7 separate regions of the Homo sapiens genome follow, and regions 1, 2, 3, 4, 5 and 6 are each linked to region 7. A link is a loop called in an ENCODE intact Hi-C map of the cell type or tissue named here. Cell type or tissue: MCF 10A. All regions are shown on one strand. Region 1 overlaps GALK2 (galactokinase 2). Region 2 has its middle 29 kb from the start of ATP8B4. Region 3 overlaps ATP8B4 (ATPase phospholipid transporting 8B4 (putative)). Region 4 overlaps FAM227B (family with sequence similarity 227 member B). Region 5 overlaps GABPB1 (GA binding protein transcription factor subunit beta 1). Region 6 overlaps SHC4 (SHC adaptor protein 4). Region 7 holds the start of FGF7 (fibroblast growth factor 7).

The links. Hi-C counts contacts between places; a loop is a spot of excess contacts. Peaks named below come from ENCODE experiments on the same cell type or tissue, not always from the same donor. Only the 100,000 strongest peaks of a DNase experiment are listed, where the experiment ranks them.
Region 1: a loop joins it to region 7, with 15 times the contacts of the local background. A loop is called at or near these places in 88 of 110 quality-filtered maps.
Region 2: it touches region 7 in a loop (5-fold over the local background); 20 of 110 quality-filtered maps call a loop at or near these places.
Region 3: it touches region 7 in a loop (2.9-fold over the local background); 13 of 110 quality-filtered maps call a loop at or near these places.
Region 4: it touches region 7 in a loop (18-fold over the local background); 6 of 110 quality-filtered maps call a loop at or near these places.
Region 5: it touches region 7 in a loop (7-fold over the local background); 5 of 110 quality-filtered maps call a loop at or near these places.
Region 6: a loop joins it to region 7, with 35 times the contacts of the local background. A loop is called at or near these places in 65 of 110 quality-filtered maps.

What each region holds. Positions count from the first base shown.
Region 1 is chr15:49,233,396-49,237,395 of GRCh38, reverse strand. GALK2 (galactokinase 2) reads right to left here. Exons shown (of 10, transcript NM_002044.4): 4 at 1,455-1,545. Among named protein-coding and RNA genes, the nearest start is that of GALK2, 65 kb to the right of the region's middle. In MCF 10A, a CTCF peak has its summit at 1,640 (motif pointing left); a DNase peak (open chromatin) is centred at 1,615.
Region 2 is chr15:50,146,083-50,150,082 of GRCh38, reverse strand. It overlaps a transcript of ATP8B4 not described here. Among named protein-coding and RNA genes, the nearest start is that of ATP8B4, 29 kb to the right of the region's middle. In MCF 10A, a CTCF peak has its summit at 1,527; a DNase peak (open chromatin) is centred at 1,532.
Region 3 is chr15:50,001,538-50,005,537 of GRCh38, reverse strand. It overlaps ATP8B4 (ATPase phospholipid transporting 8B4 (putative)), which reads left to right. Exons shown (of 28, transcript NM_024837.4): 8 at 3,315-3,385. Among named protein-coding and RNA genes, the nearest start is that of ATP8B4, 120 kb to the left of the region's middle. RefSeq lists enhancers at 1,452-1,746, 1,743-1,932. In MCF 10A, a CTCF peak has its summit at 1,587 (motif pointing right); a DNase peak (open chromatin) is centred at 1,657.
Region 4 is chr15:49,368,713-49,372,712 of GRCh38, reverse strand. FAM227B (family with sequence similarity 227 member B) reads left to right here. Exons shown (of 16, transcript NM_152647.3): 12 at 1,314-1,411. Among named protein-coding and RNA genes, the nearest start is that of FGF7, 53 kb to the left of the region's middle. RefSeq lists an enhancer at 1-419. In MCF 10A, a CTCF peak has its summit at 1,719 (motif pointing left); no DNase peak of the experiment used is centred here.
Region 5 is chr15:50,314,614-50,318,613 of GRCh38, reverse strand. All of the region lies in intron 1 of GABPB1 (GA binding protein transcription factor subunit beta 1), which reads left to right. Among named protein-coding and RNA genes, the nearest start is that of GABPB1-AS1, 38 kb to the left of the region's middle. In MCF 10A, a CTCF peak has its summit at 2,398 (motif pointing right); a DNase peak (open chromatin) is centred at 2,373.
Region 6 is chr15:48,859,962-48,863,961 of GRCh38, reverse strand. The region is part of intron 6 of SHC4 (SHC adaptor protein 4); the gene reads left to right. Among named protein-coding and RNA genes, the nearest start is that of EID1, 16 kb to the left of the region's middle. In MCF 10A, a CTCF peak has its summit at 1,952 (motif pointing left); a DNase peak (open chromatin) is centred at 1,921.
Region 7 is chr15:49,419,954-49,423,953 of GRCh38, reverse strand. All of the region lies in intron 11 of FAM227B (family with sequence similarity 227 member B), which reads left to right. FGF7 (fibroblast growth factor 7) reads right to left here and starts at 712. Exons shown (of 4, transcript NM_002009.4): 1 at 514-712. In MCF 10A, a CTCF peak has its summit at 1,864 (motif pointing right); a DNase peak (open chromatin) is centred at 1,853.

The sequences.
Region 1 (4,000 bases), 190 kb after region 7:
GGGTATATGCCACATTCTGTAATAGCTCTATGCCAAAAGGATAACATGTTCAATGTAATATAAGTGAATTATTCTCTGAAACTTTCTAGTATTTGAATTTGAAAGTTTCTGAACAGGCTAGCATTTAAATTACCTTTCTGCCAAAAGTTCATTGTATAAGTTTGCTTTTGCACATAAATTGTCAAACCAAACAGGAAGGCTTTAAAACCTGAAATGCTCAAAAATAACACAAAGCAACATGCATTATTTAGGCCACTTTACCCATATGCTGCAAAAAGGCATGTTGTTACAAGGAAGATTAAAATTGCATTTGCCAGGCAAATGCTTCCAAATACTGTAATTCCCACTAATGCATATGATAAGCCAGATGATTTGAAGATTTAAAACCTGCCAATAACTTTTCCTGTAAGTTATTACCATGTGTCTGAGAGAAAGGAAAACACAAAAGAAAGAAAGAAATGAATTCATTAACTTTAAGAACAAAAACCACCACTGTTACAGTATAGGACTACACATTAGAAATAAATTTGATGTATTTCTGTAATGGATGTGCCACTAAGTCCTAGCTGCTCATTACAAAGTTTCAGATAGGACTGCCAGGCAGTAAGGAACACAAGCTCTCTAAAACATGGGTCAGTTTGTTTGTTTACTTTTAGCTCACAAAGGCAAAATTTACTTCTTATTGTCCTACTATGATTCTATGCAAGTCACTACATCTAAAATAATTATTGCAATATAAAAGTGGCTCTAAAAACAGCAAATATCAATTTTCTTTTGGTCCTTGATACTTTTTCAATTATGAGAGTGAAAACATTTTATTTTCTTGTTCTTGTATGTAACATTAGAGATTTTCAAAGTAATTATTCAATGTTTCTTGGAAAATACTTATACTAATACATTTCATTATATCTTTTTTTAATCCCATCTGAAGTAGCAATAACAATACTAGCTACCATTTATTAAATGGCTACCATCAAGCTTTATGTAATTCTTTTAACAACTCTTTGTCAGGATAGCAATGACATCATTTTATGGATAAATCTGAGACTTAAGAGGTTAAATTACCACAGCTGAGAAGAGCCCAGATTCAAACCTGGGCTGACTCTAAATCCTATTACAGTATACCCCTATACATCCCAAGTATAAATGTAAATAATAGTATTAAAACATATCCTCAAAAGTATGTTTAAACAAAGATTTTAAAACCAGACAGATGTTTGTCAGATGCACCTATTTATGAACAGCCAGCTGTATAAAAACCACTACTGCCCCCTGTGAACACCACCCCAAAACAGTCATATCTTCCCCACTCTCTGAAACACAAACTAGCAAAATAGAACAGAAGCATCGGTTAGTACTGTAAGGAGATGAAAAAGATGTAGTAAATAAAATAAATCTGACAGAATACACATGATAATCTCAACTGGTAGTAAGTGCCTTATAAACCAATTTACCTGAATTCCTTTAAGTCCACATAAGAAATAGTTGTGCCACAAAGGCTTGGTTTTATCAATCTGGATGTTATTAGCACTAGTACTGAAGTCCCTGCGAAGACAAAAGACACCATTAATTTAAAATCTGTAGGCCTTGAGCTGCAAAATCAATGGATGACTGCTGCCATCTTGTGCCAACACAGCGATACTGACTCTCCTTTACCTTTTATGTTCAAACTGTGTGTCTACAGCAAAACATCTCCAGCTGCTAAGAGTTAAGAGAGGAAGTTGCAGTGGCCTTAGTGACTAAACTACCTCCAACTGACCCTTTTTATTTCCTGAAACACAGAGGAAACAATATATTTCAGAGTAATCTACAACTATTTTCTCTTTCATGTTGGTCCTTGTTAAACTGGTGTAAACCACATGAATGCTTATCCTCTGGGCCTGCTGTTTGGCACACCCCCAAACTGAAACAAGAGTACTCAAAGCCATCTCTGCCACCCATCCAATTTTACCATCTGCACAATTTAAGAAAAAAAAACAAATAAACAAAATGATGATTTTGATGCATAATCAATTTAACAAAATAAGATTCCATGAGTCTATACTAATGTAAGTTAACAAATGAATACAAAGCTAAATGAAGAGGAAAGAAAAACTCTTTATTATGGTAAAATGCTAACTAATAGATATAGAAGGAATGATGTGAATAGAAAAGTCACTACATGGTAAACTGTATGATAATTTGTTTCAGGAAACAATCATCAATGGACTGTTAAACTTAATAAACTGGCTAAACTGGGCTAAACTTAGTAAAAATGTGATGAGAAGCAAGATATTTACAGTATTTCCCCACCAGACACTTATGAACTACAATGGAAAAACATAGTATCTGGGCCAGGCGCAGCAGCTCACACCTCTAATCTCAGCACTTTGGGAGGCCAAGGCAGGCGGATCACAAGTTCAGGAGTTCGAGACAAGCCTGGCCAATATGGTGAAACCCTGTCTCTACTAAAAACACAAAAATTATCTGGGTGTGGTGGTGGGAGCCTGTAGTCCCAGCTACTCAGGAGGCTGAGGCAGAAGAATCGCTTGAACCCGGGAGGTAGAGGTTGCAGTGAGCTGAGATCGTGCCACTGCACCCCAGCCTGGGCGACAGAGCAAGATTCCGTCTCAAAAAAAAAAAAAAGTATCTGATATGGTTTGGCTGTGTCCCCACTCAAATCTCATCTTGAATTGTAGCTCCCATAATTCTCACACGTTGTGGGAGGGACCTGATGGTAGGTAACTGAATCATGGGGGGTGGATCTTTCTTGTGCTTTTGTCATGATAGTGAATAAGTCTCATGGGATCCGCTGGTTTTACAAAGGGGAGTTCCCCTGCACATGCTCTCTTTGCCCGCTGCCATGTAAGATGTGACTTTGCTCCTCATTTGCTTTCTGCCATGATTGTGAGGCTTCCCCCGCCATATGGAACTGTGAGTCAATTAAACCTCTTTCCTTTATAATTACCCAGCCTAGGGTTTTTCTCTATTAACAGCATGAAATATAGCATCTTTATGGTAGAAAGATCTGACAGATGCCACCTTAATCAAATGATCAAAATTAACACCACCAGTAAAGGGATGTTTTGTGCCTCCTTGATACAATATACTAAGCATACATCCATGGAATGTGGGATTTCCTTATGCTATTCTTGTGTCTTCTTTGAAAGTCAAAAAAAATACTTCAAAATGAAAAATAGGCAGATAAATAAATAGGCTCCTAAAATCAGCCGAAGGACAATGTATGTGAAATGGGAGAATCAATTAAAGAGGAGGAAATGAAGCAAAATTCCCCATATTGACTGAGTGCTCTAATATAACTGACTAAATATCTACTATATGCCAATCATTGTAATAGATGCCTTCCATGGATTATTTTAACTCAATAACATGGATACATTATCTCTTTTAAAATATATTAAGTGGCTAACCACTTAAGCATACAAAGCATGCATGGGAATATAAAGGTAAAAGGCAGAAGGCTTGCCTTTTAAAAGTTCACAATCTAGCCAAGATGACATGAACATAAATAACTACCAAACAGTAATGGCACGTGATAATAATACTGGGTGGCATACGTGGCTGAGAGAGTATTATTTCTAAAAGTCCGCATTTGATAGAGAGAGGACGTCTTCCTGGAGGCTCAAAGAGGTTTAGCTGCTTTCCAAAAATGCGTAGTCTGACTTCAGCTCATCAGAATTTTACTCTACTGTCACTCACAGAAGTTGAAAATATGTTGCTCACCATCAACAAGAGGTCACACAATTTGAAAGCAGATACAGTTATGTTAGCATATCTGACAGGTTCTATTCCTAGTTAAAAGGACATCTTGAAAGTCACTAAGAAAAGAAAAACAGAAAGAGATTTTGAGAGGGGAATATGAACAGAGGGGGTAGGCAGGTATGAGGAGAAAAAGAGGAGGATAGTTGCACATATGTAGGAAGCTACATGAGCAACGTTCCAGAAAGAACTGTGATATAATTTGGATTTGCATCCCTGCCCAAATCTCATGCCAAGTTGT
Region 2 (4,000 bases), 730 kb before region 7:
GTCACCCAGACTGGAGTGCAGTGGCGTGATCTTGGCTCACTGCAACCTCCACCTCCCGGGTTCAAGCGATTCTCCTGCCTCAGCCTCCTGAGTAGCTGGGATTACAGGCACCCTCCACCACACCTGGCTAATTTTTGTGTTTTTAGTAGAGACAGCGTTTTGCCATGTTGGCCAGGCTGGTCTCAAACTCCTGACCTCAGGTGATCCGCCTACCTTGGCCTCTGAAAGTTCTGGGATTACAGGCATGAGCCACTGTGCCCGGCCAACTATGAAATTTTCTTAATTTTTCTCTTAAAAGCCTTTGTCTTCCTTTACTGCCCTGAATACACACATAGTTTACTATGGCATGTGCTTTCCCACTGCAATGCCTTATTCCCAAATACATATCATTTATTTTTAGAGAGTCTTTCTTTGCTATTTAGGTTGATAAATGCCTCTATTAGAATTTCATTCTAATGAAGTAGTTTTTCATTAGATTCACTTCTCTTTTGAGCATATTATCATCATTATCATTATTATTATTGTGGTTATTTCTCTAAAGAGCTCCTCTCTGCAGTTGTTTCCTACCACCTCAGTGGACTCTGTGATGATCAAAGAGATCTGCTTCAAGGCTTAGTGCACATACACATATTATCCCCTCCCATGCTTGCCTTTTGTTTCCTTATAAACTGTTTAACCAGGAAAACAGGTCTGACTGATTTGAAGAGGAAGAGAGGTCAGCAGTCTATCACCAGATCAGACTCTACCAGTGATACTAGGATCTCCTTTCTAACTTCTGGCCTATAGCTTACTCTCTCTTGTCTTCTGTGTTTTATGCTTATGACATGACTCAGATAATATACAGGGACATACTGGGCACTACGGCAGACCTAGCCAATCAATCATGGCATTATCTTAGGCTGAGCCTAATCATGTGTCAGAATTGTTCTTAACACAATGTTCTCAACTGCCACCACCACATTCACATTTAACCCCTGAGATTAGTTCTGCTTATCATCTCTGTAGTATTGATTCATAGATGAACAAGAGAATCACCTGGGAAGCTTTAAAAATAGCATGATGTATTGTTATTTTTAAAAGGGATACTTATCTTTTTGAGATACATACTAAGTACTTATGGATGAAATGATGTTGAACCATTTGAGAGATAGTTGTAGACAATATAACATTTTATTCCTAAATACTTTCAGTACGTATCACTTAAAACAAGAGAATTTTGTAATCTAACTACAACAGAATTATAACACTTGGGAAACTTGAAGTCGATACAATTTTATTATCTAATATTACATTTAATATTATTATCTAATATGAATTCTTATTCAGTTTTCGAATTACTTCAATAATATCTGTGTTAGCCTGTTTTGTGCTGCTATTACAGAGTACCTTAGACTGGGTAATTTATAAAGAACAGAAATTTATTTTTTCATAGTTTTGGAGGCTAGAAAGTCCAAGATCCTTTGCATTAGCAGGTTTGGTTATCTGGTGAAGGCTGTAGCCTCCAAGAAAAGGAATGCTGTGTCCTCACGTGGCAGAAGGTGGAATGGCAAGGAATGCATACTGCATGAAGCCTCTTTTGTAAGGGCCTTAATCCCATTCATGAGGGAGGAGCTCTCATGGCCTAATCCCCTTTTAAAGGCCCCACCTCTTAATACTGTCATATTGGCAACACCTACATTTTGGAGGGGACACATTCAACCCATTGCAATGTCTTATAGCTTTTTTTTTGTAAACCATCCAAAAGCCAATCTAGATTACAGATTGCATTTAATATTAAATATAATTATTTATGTCTTTTATGTTTCCTTTAATCAAGAGCAGTTCCCCAGCTTTTCCTTGGTCTTTAATTGACATTAACATTTTTGGAGTCCAGGCCAGTATTTTGTTGAATGTTCTTTAACTTGGGTTTATGTGATGTTTCCTCATGATTAGATTCAGGTTTTGCAGTTTGGCAGGAACACTAAAGAAGTGGTGTTCTGTCCTTCTCAGTGTGTCAGACCAGGAGGCATCTGCTGCCTGATTGTCCCATTATTGCTCGTATTAAGTTGGATCACTTAGTAGAAATGCTAACTGCTAGATGCATTGGAAAGATATAGTTCTTCTTTGTAATTAATATGTATTGCATGGAGTTATACTTTTAGATTGTATAAATATTCTTTTACGCCCCAATTTCCCACTGAATGATTTTGGCACTCTTTGATGATCCTTGCCTGAATCTATTATTTCTATGGTGGTTCTGAGAGGGTGATTTTCTGTTTCTATCATTCCTTCCACATGCATTCATTGGCATCTTTTCTTTTTCTTTTTTTCCTCCTTTAAAGGTTGGGTATAGACTCAGCAATTTTCAAAAAATTCAATGTTATATATTCTTTTGTGTCATTGATCTTGGTTGGCTCCTGTGTCTTTTGGCAGGTCCCGATCAGCTTTTGAGCATGTTCTGATGTTCTGAAACAAAAGATGTTCCAGGATCACCTTGTGCTTCCCTTGACCCAGCCCTGGAATCAACCATTTCTCCGTGGGATCCTGCTTTTGTCTTTTGACTATGGTGTTTAGACATGGAAGCCAGGGTGCAGGTATACTCCTTCTGCAGGAGGGTTATTGCTTCTAGGCTCTTTCAATGGACAAAATAGGAAGTATATACTTTTTTTTTTTTTTTTTTTTTGGAGACAGTGTCTCTTTCTCTCTGTCACCCAGGATGGAGTGCAGTGGTGTGATCTCTGTTCACTGCAACCTCCGCCTCCCCAGTTCAAGCGATTCTCATGCCTCAGCCTCCTGAGTAGCTGGGATTACAGGCATGCAGCACCACACCCGACTAATTCTTGTAATTGTAGTAGAGGCAGGGTTTTACCATGTTGCCCAGGCTGGTCTTGAACTCCTGACCTCAGGTGATCTGCCCACCTTGACCTCCCCAAGTGCTGGGATTACAGGCGTGAGCCACCGTGCCTGGCTAATACATAGTTTTAAAGACCTCGAATTTGTACTGATACCTCTAACTTCGTAACCCAACACCAAAGAGTTTGCGTCTTCTTCCTTTACTCCATATCTCTTTTAAAAAACAAAAAACAACCCTCCCATAATGGGAAAACTGGTTCCCAGTGAGACAGCCAAGTGGGAAGAGGATCCCTGGAAAAACTCCAACTGGCTTGTGCACTGGGAAGAGTGCACACTGGGGTGGAGACACAGAAGTTCACAACATTTGCAGAAGGGTTCCTCTTCCTGTGTGGAACCTGGGATTCAAGGCTCCTCCTCTTCCTGTGTGGAACTTGTGGGTGGGAAGTTCTCTAGCAGGGACTCTGGCCTTAGGAGGATCCCTGTTTCCCCTTTTTTCCCTTTTACCCAATACAACCCTGCTTTACTCACGCTTCAAACCATCTATGAGCCTAAATGTTGGTGACCATGGGACGGAAAAGGACCCTGTCTTTAGCTGAACTAAGGAAAAGTCCTGCAACACCAGCAAGATCAATATGTTTATCTATTTGAAATTCTAAAACACACGCAAAGTAGTTTCAGAATTACTACATCAATACCACTACCAAAGACAAACTTACCTTACCAGGTAAAGTTCAAGGCTTTCTTAATTATTATCCTTAGAATATTCCCTGAGGGTGGCCAGTTAGAATTTCACATTCACAAGTTACTTGGAATAATTATTTTTCTTGTTCTGAATAATTACATTTTTTATATGATACATGCTTAGGTTGATTTGTTTCTGTTTCTGTTCAACTTAACAGTCCTCCCAGCCTGGTGACTAAATTTTATATTTGAAAATGTAGGCCGGGCGTGGTGGCTCATGCCTGTAATCCCGGCACTTTGGGAGGCCAAGGCAGGTGAATCACGAGGTCAGAGTTCAAGACCAGCCTGGCCAAGATGGTGAAACCCCGTCTCTACTAAAAACACAAAAAATTAGCTGGGCACGGTGGCAGACGCCTGTAATCCCAGCTACTCGGGATGCTGAGGTAGGTGAACCACTTGAACTCAGAGGGCAGAGGTTGCAGTGACC
Region 3 (4,000 bases), 580 kb before region 7:
CACTCCTGGGCCAGATATGACCTCCTGGGTTCCTCATCCATACAATGGGAATAATACTACTCACTCACAGGGTTGTGAAGAGAGTAAAACGACACAATTATGAGAGAGGGTTTTATAAATCCTTAAAGAATTGTACAGCTTTAGGGTGTTATCATTGCTTTACATTTTACTTTATTCTTTAACTCAACAAATATTTATTATGCCTAATAACCCTATGAGGACAATGTCTTTGGCTCTGAGGACCCAAATATGTTCAGTGCATTCTTTTCAGATTCCTTCTGATGGGAATATTTGTTTTCTGTTGCCCATGGAAGTTGGGGAAGGGGCGTTGTGTTGGAAAACACTGGTTCCTTCATGAAGAACATAGCAGAGCCTCTCCTGGCAGAGCAAGGAGAAAAGGCATGAATAATTCACAAAAGAAAGTAAATATGGGGCATATGATAGGTGGTTCTGATCAGAATTAATGATATCCTGGCCCACTTGTGAGTTTGGATATTCACGCTTTTCCTTTCCTCTTCTTTACTCCTGCTAGTCATTCTGCCTTGGGGACTTCCTTTCACTGCATCTAGAATATTCCATGATGCCCTTCCTCAACTACCAACCCAACGTTGCACTCTCATTTGCACTCCTTTCATAGCACTTTGTTAATGAGGCTCTTAGAAACCTTATATTCTGCCTTTATTAAACTATACAAATCCTTGAAGCAAAGAGATTTTTACTCATTTTGGTATCCCTTGCAGTATATGCCTCATACTGTATGCCCAGATTCAAATCCTGGCTCCTACCCTTACTGTGTAACCTTGAGGAAGTTACAGAAGCCCTCTGGGCCTTACTTTGCTCATCTGTAAAGTGGAGATAACAATAAGACCTGCGTTACAGGATTTCTGTGAATGTTAAATAAAATAGCGCATGTGAAGCTCTTAGGATGGTGCTGGACACATAGTAAACCCTAACTAAATATCAGCTACGTTATTTGGAATCATAAACACCTACACCTGGAACACAAGTTTCTGGATCAACTAGGAATTGGGTCCCCGTAGGATTTACTGGATGAGTCAGCTTGAGGAGGCCTGTTGTGAGACTCAGAGTCCTGGGGAAAGTGGGCCCCAAAATTCATGGGTTGCTCCACTCCTGGCACAGCACTTCTGGCAAACGGGTGACAAGGGATGAGCAGGGCTTTTTCTGCAGCTCTCCTGCCCTTTCCTTTTCAGAATTATGACTGAGGGCACTAGAAAATAGGCCTGCCTGCATGACAATGAGCGCATTGACCGCTTATCCTCCCGGCCCCGCTGGGCCTTCCCTTCGCACTCCCTCCTCAACCACAATGAATTAACGCCTTGAAGGACGAGGTTAACAAAAGGGAACAGCAGGCCTCAGCAGAGGGACAGGGAGAAGGGAGGATGGATGAAGGGAGTGCAGCAAGGCCATCAAGGAGTAGGAAAGCAGGAGGAAGGTTCAGAGAACATCAAAGAAAAAGCTGGTAACTGGGGAGATGGGCGGAGGTGGGGAAGGTAGGCGTCTTGGTCCTGGAGAGTACAGTGAGCAAGAACAGTTAGCCCGGAACCTATGGGGGTCAGCCTGTGGGAAGCTGGGTCACTGCTCAGGAGAGAATCTGACCGCCAGATGGCAGTGGCGCCTCAGTCACATGTTCCTAGCCAGCTGTGTGCAGGGACTCCACCCCTTGTTTACCATGGTGTGAGTGTCAGTGCAGCCCCACCCAGTCTTCAACAGTAACACTGGATTCGAGTTTCAAAGAAAAGCAGCCCTGGGTACAAATAGGCATCTTTCTCTATATTCAATCACAGATTCTTAGGATTAGAGAATTTTGGATTTTGTTTAACATGAGCCTTTTAAGCCCAGGGGAGGAGAGGTGCAGGCCCATAGACTGACTGTTAAGCTCTATTGCTGTTTAGTGCCTTGTGCCTGGTTTTATGCATTGAAATTTGAATGTGGGAAATAAGATCAAGGTGAATTTTCAAAAAAAATTTTTTTTTCCTTTAAAATCAGGATGGGTAGTTTTTGGCCCAAGAGCGGCATCACTTTCTTTATGTGGCTTTCCTCTGTTCACAGTGTGACAAGTCAGAGAATTTCTGCCTCAACAAGCTTCTGTGGCTCTTTGATTCAGAGTTGTGTAAGAGCCTTGCTAATGCAAACCCACTTATTCTTTTAGGGGCCGTCACAGGGTATTTTTCCCCAGCTCTGTTTTATCCCAGTTTAGACAAAACCACACACACACACACACACACACACACACACACACACATGCACACCCTATTTTTGAGTTGCAAATTTAAAAGCTTGAGACAATCAAGAAAGTAAGTTGATTCTAAATTTAACCCCCAAGATTCAAGAACAAAGCAATTCTAATGTTTTTAAAAATAAAGGTAAGAAAATATCACAGATTTGGAATGCCAATCATACATTCAGACATAGCTAGAAAATTGTTAGGCTAATGTCTCAAACTAAATTGCTAAAATTTAAGCCAATTCTTTTTAGACATTCAGACCCTTCAAAATTTTATAAAAACACTTATTTTTAAAATAAGTTTAGAGCTTTGAAATAAAATCAATAAGCACTTTGCCAATTTAGAGAGCTACCAGGATGCTAAAACTGAATTGTGATAGGTGATATGCAAAGCTCAATTGGACATCAGAATAGAACTGTTTATCTCTGAAAAATCCAAACTACTCAGTATCTGATTTTTTCCCACTGCCTTTGACTACATTTTCTCTTCTGTCTTGCTGTTTTCCTTAGTCCCTACTTTATCTTAGCTCTCCTCTTTCTTACTCCCTACCATCTTTTACTTTTTTCTTTCCATCTTTATCTCTTTCTTAACTTCCTTGCCCCTCTTATTTTTATTTTATTTTTTCAGTTTCCTCCATCTATTTCCCTTCTGTCTTTTCCCCATCTCCTTTGCCTGCTCCCTGCTTTTAACTGATGACACTAGGTAATTAAAGTTTGTGCATATATTTCCAATTATTTATTGGAGAGAGTTTTATGTTAGTAATTATCAAAGCAAGAAAATAGAATTTATATGTTTCATTAAAAAAAGGTGAATCAAGTGGCTATTAATTCATATGATAGCTCCTTTCCTTGCTTATGTTGTGATAGTCAAGGGGCATATAAAGGAGGAACAGGGAAGAGGGAGGGTTTGGTTCAGGGCATATGACATAGAGGTAGAACAGGATCTCACTTCTTTTACTCTGTTTCTGAGGCTCTGTTGCCTCTTTAGTAGTCAAGAGGTGATATACTGTAGAAGACTTTCAACCAATCTAACTTCTCAAGTATTCTTTTGTTATGATTTTTGAAAATAGGCTGATTTACTTCTCCTATCAAGTAGTGAGCCACATGGTCTCTGTTATGTTGAAACTGCTGAGCTTGATGGGTAAGTTATTAAAATTAGAATAATTTGGTTGGTTTTTAATTTATTTAAAAGTAATGTCTTTAGAGATAAGACTTAACCTTGTTCAGTATCTTCTTGGGAGACATAGGAGTTTACATTGCAAAGTCCATAGTTAATTACTCTACAGTAATTTTGAAACTGTTTTTTCTCTTAAATTTATTTTCTTGCAGAAACAGTGAGCGAAACTTATATACAGGAATAACTTTACACAGAGAATCTTCAGTAAGATTCCTTAGATTTTTTAAAAAAAGTTTTTGCTTGTTTTGATTTCAAGTGATTTTATAGGGAAAATGAGAGGGGTAGAGATCAAGATTCCTTGAGGAGGGAAGGAAGGACTGATGTTACTTTAAAAGGCAACCTTTTGGAACTGTGTCAAATGAAGACATAGAAAAAGAAGAGAGAAACAGAATATGATGCAGTTTTGATGTTGATATTAATTTAGAATTTAGTTATAGACCATATAGCAGTTCTGTTTCAGAGGATTTAGTTTGTCTGGCATAAAAACATTTATTGAATGCTTACATTTTAATGACACTATGTATTTGTGTTCTTTAGATGGAATTTATCATTTAATCCTGATGTAGGTGCTATGTAATT
Region 4 (4,000 bases), 51 kb after region 7:
ATGTTAAGATACACTTAATACCTAGCTTCTGCTTTTAGGCTGATTGACATACCTGATTAAATCACATGGCTCTCTTTTCCTTTAAGAAGTGGCACGAATCCCTCTGTACCCTCATGCATATTCATGCCAGTTGAAAGGAAAGGTCACCAAGTCTCCTCTTATCTGGGTGTATTGTCAGAATATGGAAAAACAGGACTCTGACAGGCAGAGGCCCAGGTTGCTTATTGCATTTAATTAGAGGGTCATTGCTTTGGACTTAGAAGCAAAAGACCCAATTTATGTCCTCTCCTTCTACTACTTAGTAAATAGTAGCTTAAACAAGTCATAGAACTTGCACTTTAGTCTTCTCAACTGTAAATTATGGAAAATGTTTCTTAGCTCACTGAATGGTTTGCGAGGATGACATAATGTAAATAAATGAATTTTATTTCATTTATTTATAAGTGAATTTTATTTCATTTATTTATAAGTGAATTTTATTTCATTTATTTATAAGTGAATTTTATTTCATTTATTTATAAGTGAATTTTATTTCATTTATTTATAAATGAATTTTATTTCATTTATTTATAAATGAATTTTATTTCATTTATTTATAAATGAATTTTATTTCATTTATTTATAAATGAATTTTATTTCATTGATTTATAAGTGAATTTTATTTCATTGATTTATAAGTGAATTTTATTTCATTGATTTATAAGTGAATTTTATTTCATTTATTTATAAGTGAATTTTATTTCATTTATTTATAAGTGAATTTTATTTCATTTATTTATAAGTGAATTTTATTTCATTATTTATAAGTGAATTTTATTTCATTTATTTATAAGTGAATTTTATTTCATTTATTTATAAGTGAATTTTATTTCATTTATTTATAAGTGAATTTTATTTCATTTATTTATAAGTGAATTTTATTTCATTTATTTATAAGTGAATTTTATTTCATTTATTTATAAGTGAATTTTATTTCATTATTTATTTATAAGTGAATTTTATTTCATTTATTTATAAGTGAATTTTATTTCATTTATTTATTAGTGAATTTTATTTCATTTATTTATAAGTGAATTTTATTTCATTTATTTATAAATGAATATTTACAATAATAATAAAGCCCTATTGAGTAAAAATATGAAATATTTATTTCCTCTTTGGGACAAGTTGTAACAATGTCTTAACACTCTTTATCCATGTTTGCCTTTCTCCATGTTTAGGGTGCATTGTTAAAAGGCGAAAGAGGTATCATGCTTTTTCTGTGAAGGAAAAAAATACCAGAATTTTAAAAAGTATTTTATTTTCTGTTTTAGGTATCGACTTCAATATTATAAAGATTCTGAACAACCCAAGAGCATATACGTTGCCCATATCCAAGGAAGAATCAAGATTATCAAGACTAGCAACAAAGGTTTGGAGTATAATAATTATGAAAAAATTTCTTACTTGTTTAATTTGCAATATATTTGCAATTGACTGTGCTGTACATAGGCAATGCTGGTTACTACATTCTTACCATATATTTTGGAAAAGAATTTAATGGTCAAAAGAGATTTGTTTGAGGTTTAATCTTAATATTAAAAAGTTTTATTTTCTTCTGAAAATATCCCCATTTCTAATGAAAAATATCATAATATTTATCTTTTTTCCTCACAACATGTCTTGTCACTGTTTCTCCTTTGGTTGACATACAAAGGCTCCATCTGGTGTTTGCACATGAATATGATCTTAATAAGCAGCAAAGCTGCAGGCAAAACTTCAAAGGAGTATCAACAATAGTTGACCTGTCCTTACTTCTTAAGCCATGGTCCTAGAATAATTGACCACATGTAGATACTGTTACTCTTGAGTCTTGAATGCTTAGTTTCTCGACATTCTTGAAGGTGCCTTGCAGGTAGAGATTTCATGTACTCACCACCATGTGTTGCCTTAGCCAAAATTTGATGAGATTATTGACCTGAAATTCTGAATTTGATATCTTAATTTGTTAGACAATTAGATTTTAAGTTGGTTACAGTCTTTATTGTTAAAATTTTGTCTACATCATCTTATCCAGTCTGATAAGATAATTTATTTAAAATTAAAAATTATGCCTATATAAAAACCACTTTCTGAAAGTCAGTATTTATGTTTTTCCCGGTATTTAATAACCCAAGTTTAATAAAATATCTTCCTACTTTATTCTGACCTTCACAGTGAGGCTAAGGATGGTTTGCAGGCACTTCAGATATTAACTGGTGATGTATAGAAGTCAATTTTGAATCAATGACAATGTCACTCCATTTCCTTTGGGGCAATATTGCCAGATTTAGAAATCAGAGATAAGTAATAAAAATTGTATATCTGGTCTTCAGCAAACACTAAAAATGGTCTCTCGTACTTTGTTTAGTAGCTAACACATGGGTTTGTAACAGATTAAACAACCTTTTTCAGAGGATGCTGCTAACAGATAGAAATTGGAAATACATCTTTAGTAGTATAGCACATTGCTGCATTTTTTGCCCTGTCCCATTGTACTAGTCAGCTTGGACTGCCAGAACAAAATACCATGGACTGGGTAGCTTAAACAACAGAAATTCATTTCTCATAGTTCTGGAGTATGGGAAATCCAAGATCAAGGAGCCAGCCAATTTGGTTTTCTGGTGAAGGCTCTCTTCCTGCCTTGCAGATGGCCTCTTCCTTGTTGTGTCCTCATATGGCAGAGAGAGTGAGCTCTGGTCTCTTCTTCTTCTTATAAAGACTCCAATTCCATCATTGACAACCTCATCTAAACCTAATTATGAAGAGCTCTGAAATCATATTGCTTCAGCAATGGCCAAACTATTTATAAGTATTTCTTCTGGAAGGAAAAGACTCTGAAGGCCATAATAACTGTTTTCAAATATGTAGAGAGCTACTGTAGGAAAGCAGAATTAGAGTTTTTCTGTATGGCTCAAAAAAAGTATAAGTTTTGCCAATAAATAAGTGAAAGATACAGGGATATAGATTTCAGCTCAAGATGAAAAATTTTCCAGGCACCGAAGTTGTCCACATGCTAAATGGGTGCCTGTGGGTTTCTAGTCCCTGAAAGTGACACTGGGTATGAGCATTGGCAGAACACATATTCAAGCCTCAAAAATCAATGTTTAGCTTTTTACTTATTGTAGCAATTATCCTTTAATAAATTTTCTGAGAAATTAGGTACCCAAATCACCCCTTGGACTTTCTATTTCATCCTTTATGATCATTCTTAAGTTTATGGAGTTGCTTGATTCTTTGAATTTAGGCTAGGTTGACTTGACAATAAAAGTCTTGTTTCATGGAATCTTAAAGTGCTCTGACAAATTTCTGCTATTATCTTTCATGGGATGAATGGAAACATTAGGGTTTCTGCTCATTGGTTTGGCTATTTGGAATGTCCCTAGCAAGAGGTTTTTGGTCAACTTGCGACATTCTGCTTTAAAAACCAAAACACCAGGCCGGGTGCAGTGGCTCACGCCTGTAATCCCAGCACTTTGGGAGGCCGAGGTGGGCGGATCTCGAGGTCAGGAGATCAAAACCATCCTGGCTAACACGGTGATACCCCGTCTCTACTAAAAATAAAAAAATTAGCCAGGCGTGGTGGTGGACGCCTGTAGTCCCAGCTACTCGGAAGGCTGAGGCAGGAGAATGGCGTGAACCCGGGAGGCAGAGCTTGCAGTGAGCCAAGATCACGCTACTGCACTCCAGAGCGAGACTCCGTCTCAAAAAAATAAAAACAAACAAACAAACAAAAACAAAACAAAAACAACACCACGGGATTGCATTTAATACCTATTTGCCTCTTACCTGGCTGAAGTACTCTTAAAAACCATGAACTCTTATAGAGGAAAAAGGGCTGCAAACTGTGATTTTCTTAACTTAATAACTGATAACTGCAGAAAAATAACAGAAATGTCTATTTCTAGAATTTTAGTAAGATAGAATGTTTATCTTATAGTACCCAAGAAAGAAACAGGAAGAGTGTTGCAAAACAACTATC
Region 5 (4,000 bases), 890 kb before region 7:
CTTCACCATCATTTTGGGTACTCTCTCCTATTCTATGTTGGATCTTTATTTCCTGAAGCCCTTGATTATTCTTTCTAGTTTACTTTTGGTTTTGGTGGAACACGTCATCTAGTGGTTTTCTGAAAAAGGGGTATATGGGAGATACATATATGGATATAATATTTGAAAATATCATTTATTTTAAAAATAAAGGGGAAAAAAACTCCATTAGGTAAAATGGGCATGGAGGAAAAAATCCAAATATACCAGAGTTCATGTGATGATTTTTCGTTTCAAAGGAATTACACTGGGAGACACTAAACTTAAATCCTTGGAGGACATGCCCTTTATATCCCAGCAGATTCCTAGTGTTCTTCAACTTAGAACACAGGAAGAATTGAGAATAAGGGTCTGATTTTAAGATCAAAACTAGTGTTCTTTGGTAAATCTTTTTACTTTTTACTTGCTTCCTCTGCAAAGTGGAGACAATAATGATCTTGTTAAGGCCCTTTAGATAAAATGAGACAATGTAGATAAAGAGCAAGATGCTAGGGACTGTTTTTATTATTATTGAAATTGTTTTCTTATGAGACTGTAGGCAACTAAATTTGGAATATTTTCATACACGTACACATGATTATAGTATGCTAAATTTTACTTGGAGTCATATTTTACATACTTTTACTATGAAAAATGCTTTCAATAACTAATTTTTTTTTTTTTTTTGATACGGAGTCTTGCTCTGTCGCCCAGGCTGGAGTGCGGTGGCGCGATCTCGGCTCACTGCAAGCTCCGCCTCCCGGGTTCGCGCCATTCTCCTGCCTCAGCCTCCCGAGTAGCTGGGACTGCAGGCACCCATCACCACGCTCAGCTAATTTTTTGTATTTTCAGTAGAGACGGGGTTTCACCATGTTAGCCAGGATGGTGTCAATCTCCTGACCTCGTGATCCACCCGCCTCGGCCTCCCAAAGTGCTGGGATTACAGGCGTGAGCCACCGCGCCCAGCCTCAATATCTAATGTGGTGCATTAAAGGCTTTATTAAGCTTATCTGTAACCTAATTTTGAAAAAAAGCTTTTAAATAAAAGTTTTAATATTATATTAGTAATATATGCTTGCTATAAAAAAATTAAAACTTAGAAAAAAGTAGAAAAAAGGGAAAATTCATAGTTTTCATTACAATGGTGTATTGTTTCCAAGTGGTTTTTTTTTTTCTTTCTTTTTTTTTTTTGAGACGGAGTTTTGCTCTTGTTGCCCAGGCTGGAGTGCAATGGCAGAATCTCGGCTCACTGCAACCTCTGCCTCCCGGGTTCAAGCGATTCTCTGCCTCAGCCTCCGGAGTAGCTGGGATTACAGGCGTCAGCCACCACACCCAGCTAATTCTTTTAATTTTTTTATTTTTAGTAAAGGTGGGATTTCACTGTGTTGGCGAGGCTGGTCTTGAACTCCTGACCTCAGGTGATCCACCTGCCTCGGCCTCCCAAAGTGCTGGGATTACAGGCATGAGCCACTACACTCGGCTCCAAGTGTTTTTCTATTAAGATCATGGTATATATACAACTTAGAGTCCTGATTCTTAAACTGTTACATACTGTTTGTAAATATTTTCAAATGAATATATATAGTATTATTTTAAAAATATTTTTATCTTTTAGAGATCTGTACTGAAATATTAGAGATAATATTATATAATGTCTAACACTTGATTGAAAACAATGGGTGGAGTTGGGAAATGAGTCAGCCATTAATTGATAATATTAAACTAAATGGCTATGTGGGAGTTTATTATATGACTGTCTAGTTTATATATACTACAAATTGTTCATAATGTAAAAGAAATAAATCACTACAGTATTCCATTATGACATATCTTAATTTCTTTAATCATTGTTTGTGGTTGTTTTTTTCCTTATTTTAAATAACATTAGTATTGATATATTTAGATTTTTGAATAGTTTCCTTATGATGGGTTTATTTGAGTAGAATTACTAGGTCAAAGAGTATGAACATTTTAAAGACTGGGTGTGTGTAGGGATGTGTGTGTAATACAAAATTGGAGTGGAGAAAATCTTTAGGAGATTTATATTGGATTTATAATTGTACTCATTGAGCATAAGAATTATATAGCAAGTTTATTTTAAATTTTTAATGTGAGTAAAGGCTTATTAAATATAATAGGTGTAAACATTTTAAAAATTCATATTCTTATTTAAGAGTGCTAGTAACCATTCACGTGGAACTAGTACTTTATGCTTTTATAGAGTTTTCCTGTCTAGTACATGCCATAATCCTCACAACAACTCTATAAGCTGTAAATTACGGAAATTCAAAACAAAATAGACTAAGCTTTAACATGTAATTATTGGTAGTAATTCCTGTTACCACTAGATGGCCATCTTGGCATGTACTTTGAGCAAAAGTAGCTAGTTTGTATAATAGATTTATTATTAACATACATTTTAATTGGAGTAAAGAACTTATTTGCCACAGCAGAAAAGCAATATATTTTTGTTGTTAAACTAAATGATTTTTTAAAAATCTAGCACTTTATGTCTGAGGATTTTTGTTTGTTTTTGAGACAGTCTTGCTCTGTTGCCCAGGCTGGAGTGCAGTGGAGCAATCTTGGCTCACTACAGCCTCTGCCTCCTGGGTTCAGGGATTCTCCTGCTTCAGCCACCTGAGTAGCTGGGACCACACCCAGCTAATTTTTGTATTTTTTAGCAGAGATGGGCGGGGTTTCACCATGTTGGCTAGGCTGGTCTCAAACTCCTGGCCTCAAGTGATCTTCCCTTCTCGGCCTCCCAAAGTGCTAGGATTACAGGCTTGAGTCACTGCACCCGTCCAGAATTTTAATATATAGATATTGAACTGAGTAAATTAGTGACTTGACCTGGAGCTATGCTCCCCTTGGTCAATGTAGTTGTCTTATTACAACTGAGTTCTTCTAAGGGTCAAAAACTACGATGAGTGTGTGTGGTCCCTGTCAGGTGAGAATCAGAAGTGAAAATGCTACGATTTTGTTTTCATTATTTAAAACTTTACTAATTATCTTGACAAGAAAATCAGAGGACCTTTGATTTTTGTCTTGCTTGATCTCATGTGTATTTTCTTCCATTGATTTCAATCTTATTAGCCCCATTGCCACCTTTTTATGATAAATATTTTGTATTGCCCCTTCCGCTAACTTTAAATGAAAATCATAGTTGCTGGGTGCAGTGGCTCATGCCTATAGTCCCAGCACTTTGGGAGGCTGCAGTAGGCAGATTGCTTGAGCACAGGAGTTCAAGACCAGCCTGGGCAACATGGCAAAAACCCATTTCTACAAAAAATACAAAAATCAGCCGGGTTTAGTGGTGTACTCTTGTAGTTGCAGCTACTCGGGAGACTGAGGCGGGAGGATCGGTTGAGCCTGGGAGGTCGAGGCTGTGGTGAACTATGATCTCACCGCTGTACTCCAGCCTGGGCTACAGAGAGAGACTCTATCTCAAAAGAAAAGAAAGAAAATCATAGTTAATGTTACTGATCTGCATAATTTCAAAAAAATCATGTTTTGATTATAATATAAAGGATAATTTGAAAATAAGCAATTTATAATAAATTGTGTATTAAAATATGTAAATACTTGAGCACACTACATTAGATGTCACAGTGAGGTAGTAAAATACTTATACCAGCACATAAAATCACTGTGAATGTGATAGCTGGACAAGCTGATTGATACGTGATATTGGTGATGCAGATGCCAAAGTGGCATTGACATGATTTCCAAAATGGTAAACAACTCTTAGTAAATTTCTGAACAAAACAAAATAGATTTATAGTATGGCTGCATTCTAGAATATTTGGAATACATTAACACTGTGGAAAAATACGTTTTGTTTACATGTTATATTCCAGCCGTAGATATATTTTCAATGGAATCTTTGAAAATTATCTAGAACATGTGACAATTCTTTGTCCTACAGGATTATTCCCTCCTTTGCTGGACCTCTAGTATCCATGGCACTTGCCCATTAAATGCT
Region 6 (4,000 bases), 560 kb after region 7:
AGCCCTAGGGAGTATGTAAACATATCATTCCTTTTTTTAAATAGAAGAAAACACTGGAGGTGAGAAAAATAAGGCGGTTTTCGTAAGATTACCCAGCCATTAAGTGGATGGACAGATTCTACGTCCTGAGCACACAAAAGAACATGGCAAGGCACCAAGAAACATTTGAAAAATAAAAAAGTTTAGCCTCACTAGCAATCAGACACACAAATTATAATTAGACATCATATTTCATCTCCAAATTTCAAACATTGAAAAAAGATAAAATGTGGTTTCGAGTAGTAGTTATTCTTGAACACTGCTGATAAAGAGTTTAGATTCAAACATTTTAAAGAGCAATTTGATCATTTGCATCAAACATCTTAAAAATGTAAATGCCTTTGAACCAGTAGTTTTATTTCTGAGGAAATAATTAGGATACGTACAAAGATTAAGCAATATAGATCATTTTTGTATATTATTTATATCATAAGACAAAATTTAGTATTCATAAGTAGCAAATTAAATAAACTCATAGAATGTACTATGATGCAGCAATTAAAGCTAATAGTAGAAAAATAAGTAATTATATGGGAAAAATATTCACAATGCTGTTAATGCAAAAAACATTATGAAGATTGTGTATAGTATAATCCCAGGTGACTTTTCTGGGTAGATACGCATTATAAGAAGATAGGAAAGACATATGGCAAAATGTTCCTAGTGGTTATTGAGATAACCACTGGATAGTGAAATTTTCTGTAATTTTTATTTCTTCTTGGTGCCTTTTTGTTTTCTAAAACTCTTACAGTGAATATTTATTACATTTATAAAAAGAAAAAATATCCAAAACCTTTGAATAAATGTTTTAAAATAATGAAATCAGAAAGCTGATGTTATAAAATTAACTAGCAAGTTTGTTTCATCCAGGAGAAAATGGCAGACAAGAGAAGCCCAGAGAGTAGGTCTGGGGCTGGGGGTGGGGCTGGCAGGGAGGGGAGGGAGGCAGGCCAGGCCTGCAGGTGCAGAAAAAAACTGCAACTTCTTAGCAGAACCTAGAAAGAAGAGGGCTAAGGATGTCAGGGAGTGGGGGAAGCCACAGGAGACAGTGACTTGCCTAAGGAGTAGTCAGGGGACAGGAGGAAGTCAAGAAATGAGTATTACCTAACAGAGGGGAAGAGCAAGGTTCTTCTGAAGGAGACATCTCAGATGGTCACACACTGAAAAGGAGTTAAGGGGCATGAGGGTGGGAAGATGCTATTTCGCCCAGCAATTAACAGGCCACTGGTCACTCTGGAAAGCTCAATTTTTGTACACCTAGAAAGGCAGGAGCCAGATTGCAGGGATGAGGAGGACAGTATGGTTGACAGGAAGTGGAGATGAGCAGAGGAGACTGGGCTTCATGCTGACAATCCCGAAGCTTCCCACTCTTCCTTTTGCTTGATTCGCTTTTAGCATTAGTGCATTTAAATCAGGGCAGTTCCCACTTTTTCCATCTTGGCTAGGACCCTTTAGTGAACTCTTCATTTTATCAAAGGCCTTTTTTATAGAAAAGGTTAAGTTCCAGTAAGAATGTTTTGAGTTTAGTTAGTGATTAATACACCCTGCTTCTGTAATTGCTGTAAATGAGGAAATCCACATTGTCTTACTCCAAATGTGTGGCAGTCCAGGAATGTTTTAATATTTTCCCTGAATCTAGTCTGTGAATAGGACTGGACTGCTTGGACTACCTGGATATAGGAAGGCCATGCTTCTGGGTCTCTGAAGAAAGTTAAAAAAAAAAAAACCCCAAAACCAGTAAAACCAACTTAAATTAATCCACTTATTTTTATTTATGTTTATAGTTATAAAGTATGCCTACGACTGTCCTGGTGGTATTAATTAGCTATGAACTGAATACTGGCTTGCCTCTTTGAGGTTGTTTCTTCCTAAAGTATGGAGGACTCCCTGCTTTGATCCCATAGCACCATCTGGTGGTTGACCTGAAAAGCTGAACTTTTGAATTTCTGGTTTTCTAAGTATAAAAGGAAAAGACAGAAACAAAACAAAAAAACTGTTTATTAAGAACAAATATAAAAGTAGTAAAGAAGTGTCTGTTATCCTTTAGTAATAGTTGTAATCCTCTTGTTTATGACTACCTAATTCAATAACCAAATAAAAAAGACAGATGAATATGTATCTCAGGTTCTTTTGAATCTTAGTTTAGTACTTGATACCCAGGGCTGGAAGTGTGAGCCCATCCTGCTACAGGTGGGATGAAAAAAATCCAGACTTTCATCTGATTCCAGACATGGGAAGCAAAGCTCAGGCCTTGGTAACAAAGTTACCATATCCCTGAAAAGGCACCCTCTTTTTTGTGACTTGGCTCTTTTTATATATAGTTACTTGTCTTTCTTCTTTCCCTTTAGCTGAAAATTGGGCAATTCTTGGCCAAGCTTTTGGAATTGGTTTTAATCCTGGGAAATGGGCATATTTATATGTGATTCAAGGCCCACCTCTATCCTGTCCCATGACCAACCTAAAAAAGACCATTTCCATAGAGCAACATAGCATGTCTATGAGAGGCAACAATGGAACTGTGAAAGTACATGTGCTCCCTGAAGGTGGTGAGACTGGGCAGAACATCTGCATGAGGTCAGTCTGTTTGTCTGCTGTTGCATCTTGCCTGGAGACAGACAGACACCACTGTTTGTTCTTTTATTTTTGTCCAGTCTTCTCAAGCTGGGTGTGTTGGGGCATGCCTGTAGTCCCAGCTACTTGGGAGGCTGAAGCAGGAGGATCACTTGAGCCCAGGAGTTCAAGTCCAGTCTGAGCAACGTAGTGAGACACCTGTCTCTATAATAAATAAAGTAATATGGTAGTAATAGGCTAATCCAAAGAAAAGCAGAAAATTATGTTGATAGCATCAGCCTATGAACAGGACCCAAACCTCAAAGCATCAGAATCAGAAAAGTTGAGATAAATAAGACATTCTAGAGGTACGCCAGAAGCGTTAGAGGCTGGTTGATGTGTCTGATTGATTCATTCATTTCTGTGTACCCACATGCCGCCCTGTTCCTCAGAGACTTTGAGCTTCCATGACAGAGGAAGAATAGGGTTTCTGTAAAACAAAAAGACTTCAAAGATGACTCAGGACATTGTCTTGGCAGACAAGGACCTTGCCATAAAGTGACTTGTTCAAGGTCACATAAGTAGTGGCATAATTGGAACTTGAACTCAGATCTGAATCTTTTCACGGAGTTCTTTTAAACATCCTATTCTCTCATCGCCCTCACTGGAAGTACAATTTAGCTTTTCTTATTTATTTATTTAGGCTTAAGTATCCTGCTTCTCTCATTATCTTCCTCATCTTCATCTCTCAACATCTCCTCAATCCTAAGAAAAAATAAAATTGCAAAAATTGTTGTTTCCATTTTGATATGACTTTCTATTTTGACTTCATTTTTATTTTTATTTATTATTATTATTTTTATTTTTGAGATGGAGTTTCACTCGTCGCCCAGACTGGAGTGCAATGACGCCATCTTGGCCCACTGCAACCTCTGCCTCCCAGGTTCAAGTGATTTTCCTGTCTCAGCCTCCCAAGTAACTGGGATTACAGGCACCTGCCACCATGCCCAGCCAATTTTTTTGTATTTTTAATAGATACGGGGTTTCACCATGTTGGCCATGAACTCCTGACCTCAAGTGATCCACCTGCCTCAGCCTCCCAAAGTACTGGGATTACAGGCGTGAGCCACTGCACCTGGCCTTGACTTCATTTTTAATTGGACTGGGAATTTACGAGATTAAAAACAAAAGGATTACCTTTTCTTTAAAAAAAAAGTATTTATTTGGTTAGGTTGCTAGCATATTAGTGTTAGGAGATATTTTATCATTTAAGCCATACTTGATATTATGTAAGCTCTCTCTCTCTTTCTTCCTTTCTTTCTTTTTTAGAGACAGGGTCTTGCTATGTTGCCTAGGCTGGGGTGCAGTGGCTATTCACAGGTGTGATCACAGTACACTAGAGCCTGCAACC
Region 7 (4,000 bases):
TAAGTAGTAGCATTAGAATACAGTATAGGTTATTCTTTGAAGATACATTTAAAACAGCCTTCACAGAGGATGTCAAAATCTTTACCACTTTATGTGTAGATTTATAAAATTTATGCATGAGTAGAGACAAAACAGAATATGACTGTACCATTCATTCCAATTGCTATTTTGTGAGAACCATACTGCACTCAGAACTATTGATTTAAATTAAGTTTTTACAATTACTGCTAACAAAGTGTAACTGCTTTCTCCCTAGACTTCTTTATTATATGCTTTTACATTTGTGGTTAATCAATTATTTTCTCCTGAACTGCCCAGGTTTTTTAAGTTAAATGTCAGGATTGCTCTGGAGAACTTCAACCTTATCTTTATGTTCTACAGCATAATTACTATAGTTACATGGCTCAAAAATCTTGTAACTTTACTTTCCTGCTCAGTACTAAAATCAGAAAAAGAGATAAACTTTTAGAAAACATTCAGCATTGTTTTAAAAGACAAATAACAGTAACTTACTTGTTTTGTTGCTAACAGCTGGATATATAAGAATTCCATGTCTGTTGTCTGCCTGGTGCAACTTGAGCCTTTCTACTGTAGCTACAAACTATTTCTCAGCTGAAAAGTTCTCCAGCAGAATCATAATTGTTTCCATAAATCAACAGGCAGAAGGATTTTCTCTCTGTGTGTGAGCGCGTGTGTGCTTGTGTGTGTGTGTGAGCCTTTTATTCAGGGCTTTTCGATAAATACCTTTGCTGACCTCATTGGAAGCAATTAAAACTTAGCCAGTGAGCTGTTAGTTGAATACAACAGCGAGAATAAAAGGAGGCTTGTATAGTATTCAATGGTCATGAGAGGGAGCTATGAACATGTTTTATGCTTAAATCTACAAGTGGGTACCTACTTTGTAGAAACAGATCTCTGGTTCTGAAGCAGTTAGAAGGGGAAAGGGAATTTTTTAAACCTTCTTTGCAATATAGCAGTTGTATTATACTTGGAAAATTATTCATTTGAACATATATATAGGGTTTTTTAATACTTAGAAAATCTTTTCCATAGCTTTATGATACATGCATTTCTTCAATTACTTCTTTGTGCTCAGAATGTTAGAACAAAACTGGTATGTGTTAACTAACATATGAGTGCCTTAAAGCACTGTGTAGATAAGTTGAATATTATCACATCATACAGAGACAATTCATTGAATATGAATATAAGTACAATTTTTATGTATTATATTCCTAGGCTGAAAGTGAGAAGATCTAGATTCTTATTTGTGTTGGACCACTAATGACCAGTATGACTTCGGGCAAGTTACCTGCTGTTCCAGAGTCTCAGCTGCTACATTTGTAAAATTGGTGTATTGGTCTAATGCCTCTATGGTGCTTTACAATTCTGTGATCTGTGACTTATACTCACTACTAATATAAGGAACAGGGCACCTACTTTTAAAAGCTGTTATTCTTTAAAAAGGAGGAAATGGTTTCACATTGATTATCAGTGTTTGATTTTTGCCTCAATAAGAATATTGGAACAATAAATGTTAATTTAGAGATGGAATTATAATATGTATTGCTAAGGTAAATAAGTGAAAGCTATTTTACTTTCCAGCATGAGTTCTCTCCTTTACTTCCTGTTCTGTTATACATGAAGTAGTGCTCAAGTGTTGTATTAGATTCTTGGTGTAGAATAATTGTGTTGTCTATCTAAATCAGTATTAAGAAAGTATATTAAAATTATCTTTTTCATGTTATATACTCCTCAAAACACACACGCGTGCACGCGCGCGCGCGCGCACACACACACACACACACTCTCTCTCTCTCTCTCTCTCTCTCTATGTGAAATGCACTACTTTACCACCAGGTGGTGCATGTAGACCAAATAGGAAAAGGAAATTAAATCTACTCAACTGGATTATAGTTTATGTGATTTCTCTTTGTATCTGTCCCTTTAGGGAACAGAATGAAGAGCACAGAATAGTTCAGATGTACCCAGTTACTCTTCATATGCCAAATGTTGAATGTTCCACATTTATTAAAGCAGAGGGGGACAGACTCTTTGATCATTGCATCTGTTGAAAGCTAGAAAGCTGAAAACATCCTATCATGTATTCTCTAAAAGGAGGAAGAGAAGGAGGAAAGAAAATATAATGTTATTGTGTTCTGAATCACACTCCGCTAGTTTGGGAGGTAACAATAATGAGCAGGCTCAGAATTCCTAGGACTTAGATATTGCTTCTAAAGAAATAAAAGTTATCAATAGTAAGTTTACAGTGTAAAGATATTCAAGAGCTACTAAATCCATTTGTTCCATACTGAACCTACAGTTTTTAAACCAAGAAATCAGTAAGTGAGAAGTCCACATTTGCTAACTAAGTGCTAAATACTTAAATGAAAGAAATGGATAGTTTGTTAGCAAAGAGTGCTTAGTGCCTCCTTAATATCTGCTACATAGGATTAACTGTAAAATGGGAAACAAAAGAATAAAATTGTGATCTATGAAAGTGCATTAGATGCTATTACACTCTGTAATTTGGAAATATGATCCAAGTAATATTAATGAACAGATTAATATCAACAAGGGAACTGTATCAATGGTTTAAATTCTTTGATTATCATTTTTATTGGAGAATTATTAATTCAGGATGGGCCCACAATTCATTAGGACCACAGCTATAATGGAGAACCAAACTTAGATTTCACTGTGCCCTTATTATGCTTATGCTTCTAAATGAATTCTCCAGGAACTAAGAATAACTTTAGGCAACTGTAGATGGGGTAACCCTCTGGATGTTTTAAGTTATACATTGGCAACCGTTTGTTGCTCTTGTTTTAATAGACCTATAGTGATAGATTAAGCACAGGAATACTTTGAACTATTGTCTTTTTTTTGTTATTTGTAGATTGAATTTTCTTTTTTAACACACCATTGCTGGCTTCAAAGAATTAACTGGCCCAGCATGGTGGCTCACGCCTGTAATCCCAGCACTTTGGGAGGCCGAGGCGGATGGATCACAAAGTCAGGAGATCGAGACCATCCTGGCTAACACAGTGAAACCCCGTCTCTACTAAAAATACAAAAAAATTAGCCGGGCATGGTAGCGGGCGCCTGTAGTCCCAGCTACTCGGGAGGCTGAGGCAGGAAAATGGTGTGAACCTGGGAAGCAGAGCTTGCAGTGAGCAGAGATCGCACAACTGCACTCCAGCCTAGGTGACAAAGCGAGACTCCATCTGAAAAAGAAAAACAAAACTTTGCCTCGTTCATAATCATGTATAATATAATCAGTAGAAGGGAACATAATTAAATATTTTCATTACTTTTCATTCTTACATCTTATTCTGTTCCATATCCTGTCAGTTTTCATTCTTCCCCAAAACATAGATAATTCTTTTTATTAGTTTCTTGTGTATCTTTTCAGAGTTTCGCTATGCTTGTACAGGCAAACTGGATACATATGTTTGTGTGTATATGTATATACACATACATATTATTTTTTACTTTTACCCTTTTTATACAAAAGGTAGCACGTCATATGCATTTTTTTGTATTTTTTTTTAACAGAAAAATCTTCCTATCTCATTATTTAGGAAGCTTCTCACATTTTTGTTTTTGTTATAGCTACAGGGTATTCCACCGAATGGGTATATCACAGTGTATTTGAGCAGCCTCCTATTGAGGAACATTTAATTTTCTTCAGTACTTTTCTATTACCAAAGAAATGCTGTAATGAATAAAGACAAAATATGTCATTTTATACTACGAAAATAAATCTATAGGATCAATTTCCAGAAGTAGACTGCCTGGGACAAAAGGTATTAAAAAAAAGATATTGCCAACTTATCCTCCACAGAGGTTGTGCTAGTTTTATAATCCCACCAGCAGTAGGTAAGAGTACTCATTTATTTCAAAAAATTTATTGTGAAAACATTTGGAGTTTTATTAGTCTGACAAGTGAAAATGCCATTAAATTGTAGTTATCCTTTGCATTTCTCTTCTTATGAGA